Linked DNA regions of Homo sapiens: region 2 is linked to region 1. Evidence: read pairs that join two places in POLR2A ChIA-PET (ENCODE). Cell type or tissue: OCI-LY7. All regions are shown on one strand.

Region 1 (2,500 bases):
CGTACCTTACTACCATAGCTCATTATATGGGAAGACCTAAGCCAAGCCAGATTTTCTCATGGGAATTTGGAACTTGAATGGAGAGACACGAAGGCTGAAAGTCATCAAAACTGGGTGGCTTTTATTGACGCTCTCTAAGGAGGTTATCAGAGATATCGTATTTCCTGAGTCTGGTTCTTTAATGGTTCATTTTAAACTGTAAACTATCCTAGACTCTATTCCAATATATTCTTAGTTCTTTAAGCTAACTAGGGTCACAGATTTTTTTTGTTGCTTACAAATAAAAAAGTCTTTAATATCCAGATTGGTACCAGAGGTAGGCAAAAGACCTTCAAGGAAATGATGCGGGATCTTTGGAACTGGTTGTTGTGTCTGGGTAGGGTGAAAGGCCCACATCTCTCTGCATTCCAGATGGAAAGCTCACAGCTCCAGTGATCAAGGAGCTTAGCAGGCTATTGCCTTTAGTCACCAGAATCCATGAGCCCCCTTAGGATAAGGCCCCTGGAGACTGGTTAGCAGCCACCATGGAACAATTTAATAGCAATGGAAAGAAATGCTAGGATTATGGAGTCAGGTGGTTGTTTCCAAGGGCATTGAATGACTTAAGAGAGAATAAACCTTGATTCTCAAATCTCAACTCAAGGCATCAAGTGTGTGAAAGGAAAATAAGTCTTGGGACCCCAAAATCACTAAGCCAAGGGAAAAGTCAAGCTGGAAACTATGTCAGGCAAACCTGACCCCCATTTTATCCCTAAATAAGATATTAATAGCTACAAAGATAAAAAGCTACATATCTCCTTCCTTGAAATTCCTTGTGGACAAAGGACAGACAGAACTCAAAGTCATCTCTGAGGCTCACTGGAGATAAATGCATACCGATTGCTTCCTCTGCCTTATTGTTTATTTAAAAATACGGATTCACTGAGCCGGACTAAAGTGTATTCAGTGGAAGGCTGCTCAAGAACTCAAAAGAATGCAACCTTTTGTCTCTTATCTACTTATGACCTGGAAGCCCCCATCTCAGGTTGTCCAGTCTTACCTGACGGAACCAGTGTACATGTTACACATACTGATTGGTGTCTCATGTCTCCCTAAAATGTCTAAAAGCAAGCTGTACCCTGACCACTTGGGCACATGTTGTCAGGACCTCCTGAGGCTGTGTCAGAGGCACAGCCTTAACCTCAGCAAAATAAACTTTCTGAATTGATTGAGACCTGTCTCAGATACCTTTCGGGTTATAAGTGAAACGCAGGGTAATTATATGAGTTAGCTTACCTCCTTGGTTTCCTATATGAAAATGAAGGGATAGAGTGGGACCCTGCCTATTGGTATAGGGACATCTAGAAGGAACTAGAACAATGGTCTTTGCCCTTGGCTGCATATTAGCTTTTTTATAATCTAGAAGCCAGGCAATCAGACCAGCATCTCTGAAGGCAGGTTCCAGGCATCAGTAATTTTTAAAACCTCTCCCTGCACCCACCTTGTGGTTCCATTTACAGCCAATGTTTTGAACAACTGTGCTAAAGAACCAACATGCAAAAACCAGTTATTTTGAAACTTCCTCATTCATAAGAAACTAGTCTACTACAGCCCTATGTCCTGAGTATCCCTTACTTAGCTGGATCAGGTTGAATTCAGTGCCTTCAAGAGACTATTCAGTGTGCTGTTTTGGCTTTTTGAGCCCTGGACTTTTGAGACAGCATATAACATACAGGTGTTTTGCACTTATTTATTTACCTGGTGACCTGAAAAGCTGGCAGAGCAAAAATAGTCCCTGTAGGTGGCCCAGTCTGCAGTCCAAGCAGCTCTGCTGCTCAGCCCTCTCAAAGTCTATCTGGCTGATTGGGAGACTTATTGAAGTCAGAGACAAATTTCTCCAGGAGAATCACAATGGAAGCCCACAGGACTTTGGAGCAAGGTCATACCCCCTTCTGGAAGATTACTATTCTCCTTTTGAGAAACGGTTCTAATTTGCTTCTGGGGATGTTGGAGGCTATGGGACACCAGGTGCTATTTAATCCATCTACTCATAAAGTTGACCATTTCCAGCAGCACTCCATCACCTAGCAGGTGGGACCAGACAGGCCATGAAGACACATTTCCTTTGAACAGATTTCTCCCGACCCTGTGCCTTTAACTACTCTATTCCCACACCTCGCCCCTACCAATCTGTCCCTTTACCCTTGTGGAGCATTATTATCCAGTTAACTGAAAATGAAAAAAACCAAACCTGGCTTACAGATACCATGAACAATAGGCACTATCAGCTAGAAATGTACTGTGTATATTTGGGGTGGTCTTGAAGGACAGTAGAGGGCAAATCTCAATTTGTAGGCAGAATTCCAAGCACTGTCTTTTATCATGTACTTTGACTTGAGAGAAACATGATCTGAGGTGAGGATCTGTAACCGTAACCAGTCACTGGCTAGATAGTCAGAGATGGAGAAAAGCAACATGGAAGATTAGTGTAAAAGTTTTGGGAGGAGCTTGGCAAATGAAC
Region 2 (2,500 bases), 560 kb before region 1:
GTGTAGCCTATAAAAAGGCATATTCTATGTACATCTAGTGTGTTGAGCTAGTACCATTTTCAGGTCAAAATAGATTGTTTTTATAAATATGTATAGAGAAATCAGCTCACTCAATTCCTTCTTTCATGAATCATTGGAAGTAGTTTTACATCTATGGTAGCAAAAGCTTTTGGAGGGAGGGAGAAATCAGGAGACGGAGCTCTCTAGGTTACCAATATTACATTCATTATCTGAGGGATTGAGAAGAGGAGGGTTTAATCCCAGAGGGAACGGATTTAAAGATGCTGCTATTCTCGGGATGAAAATGGTGCACATGGCCGGGCGTGGGGGCTCACACCTATAATCCCAGCACTTTGGGAAGCCAAGGCGGGTAGATCAGCTGAAGTCAGGAGTTCAAGACCAGCCTGACCAACATGGTGTAACCCCATCTCTACTAAAAATACAAAAGCTAGCTGAGTGTGGTGGCAGACGCCTGTAATCTCAGCTACTTGGGAGGCTGAGTCAGGAGAATCGCTTGAACCCAGGAGGTGGAGGTTGCAATGAGCTGAAATCACACCACTGCACTCCAGCCTGGGTGACAGAGCGAGACTCCGTCTCAAAAAAAAAAAAAAAAAACCCAAAGAAAGAAAGAAAATGGTGCACACTTGAGCAATTTCAGGGACCAAGGAGTAGCCCTGGAGGACTTCCTATAAAATCAAAGGGTCATGGTCTGAGAGCTTTAACAAGTAGGTAGGGAAATTTTAAGGTAAACAAATGTGATTTCATCTAGAATAATCTTATATGATTTTCCTTTATTTTAATTACTACTCAAAAGTTTCCTTTGTCATGATAAGGTGGACTATAAAACCAGAATCTTCGAAGTAAAGGTTCTCTATACTGAGTGGACTTATTGGTGAACTGTTAATAGACATAAGGTTCTCTACTTTCCCATAACACACAAATTTAAACAAAATTTTTTTTATAACTGAGGCTATTAGGCTTTTAGGTCATTTCCTTCCCCCTGCACACCTGCCTCTGTTCTTCAGTTCAACTTGCATTGTAATAAGGCCATCTTTTGTTTTTATAGCATACTTTCCTAAAATGTTGTTTAAGTATTTCAGATGTAATTCTTCTTAAGGAATATCTATGAAGTTTATTTTTCAGTGTTTCAGAAATGCAAAGATTTTGTGTCAATTAGCAAATAAGAATTGTACTGCAATTTTACTTCTCCATCTTTCTCTGTCATTTCCTTTTTATGCAAAAGTTTTAAAATACACTGTTACAGAGTGCAACATATAGTTGCAGGAAACCTATATAATATAGGAAATCTATATAGAAGGAAAGAAAAATCATTCTCTAATCCTATAACCCCACAATCCATTGGTAAAACTATTTATATTTTGGTATATTTTCTAGTCTTTTTTTCTCCTGCACATGTATAAATATTTTTTCCCATAATTGGTCATTTTGCATTTATCTGCTTTTCCCATTTAATATTGTAATTATTTTCCAATAATTAAAAATATTTCATCATTCTTTTCAAAACATTTCAATGTTCATAATTTTTTTGTGTGTTTTTTTTGGTATATGTCTGCTATTTAACATCATATGTTTTTTTTTGTTTTTGTTTTTGTTTTTTTGAGACAGAGTCTCACTCTGTTGCCCAGGCTGGAGTGCAGTGGCGCGATCTCGGCTCACTGCAAGCTCCACCTGCTGGGTTCACGCCATTCTCCTGCCTCAGCCTCCCAAGTAGCTGGGACTACAGGCGCCTGCCACCACACCCAGCCAATTTTTTGTGTTTTTAGTAGAGACGGGGTTTCACCATGTTAGCCAGGATGGTCTCGATCTCCTGACCTTGTGATCCACGCGCCTCGGCCTCCCAAAGTGCTGGGATTACAGGCATGAGCCACTGCTCCTGGCCACATCGTATGTTTATACCGTAACTTAACCATTCCCCTATTGTTGACTGTTTTTAATTTTTTTCATTATTATAATGTCATCAATTAATTTTTCTGACTTCCTTATGACAGAGTCTTAGAAGTTGACTTTGTCAGAGTAAGACTTCTGATACTTGGTGACAAAGTTCTTTCCAGAAAGTGTTTTTCTTTTATATCTATCTATCTATCTATCTATCTATCTATCTATCTATCTATCTATATTTCCAGTAGTATGAAAGTTGCTATGTGCTTATTTTTTCCTTTATAAATGTATTTTCAAATTAATAAAAATTATTGTACCAGCTTTTTGCTTCTCTTTCTTTAATACACTCTTAGGGAACTGGTTCTCAGGAGATTTAAGACAGTTGGTTGCTGTAATGGCTTTTCCTTTCTATTTTTTATTTTTTTTATAGAGACAAGGTCTCACTGTGTTGCCCAGGCTGGTCTCAAACTCCTGGGCTCAAGCAGCCCTCCCGCTTTGGCCTCTCAAAGTGCTGGGATTACAGGCATGAGCCACTACACCCAGACTGGGATGGCTTTTTGTGTGTTTTTGCTTTTGTTTTTGTTTTTTTTGTTTAATTCAA

Evidence for each region. ChIA-PET counts read pairs that join two places held together with the same protein. Peaks named below come from ENCODE experiments on the same cell type or tissue, not always from the same donor. Only the 100,000 strongest peaks of a DNase experiment are listed, where the experiment ranks them.
Region 2: POLR2A ChIA-PET joins it to region 1 with 5 read pairs; 1 of 35 experiments calls an interaction of 5 or more read pairs at or near these places.

The regions. Positions count from the first base shown.
Region 1 is chr12:94,968,670-94,971,169 of GRCh38, reverse strand. No RefSeq gene overlaps it. Among named protein-coding and RNA genes, the nearest start is that of NDUFA12, 34 kb to the left of the region's middle. In OCI-LY7, no CTCF peak of the experiment used is centred here; a DNase peak (open chromatin) is centred at 1,509; H3K4me3 peaks cover 1,135 bases; H3K27ac peaks cover 1,507 bases.
Region 2 is chr12:95,530,283-95,532,782 of GRCh38, reverse strand. All of the region lies in intron 2 of USP44 (ubiquitin specific peptidase 44), which reads left to right. Among named protein-coding and RNA genes, the nearest start is that of USP44, 20 kb to the left of the region's middle. In OCI-LY7, no CTCF peak of the experiment used is centred here; a DNase peak (open chromatin) is centred at 1,002; H3K4me3 peaks cover 696 bases; H3K27ac peaks cover 837 bases.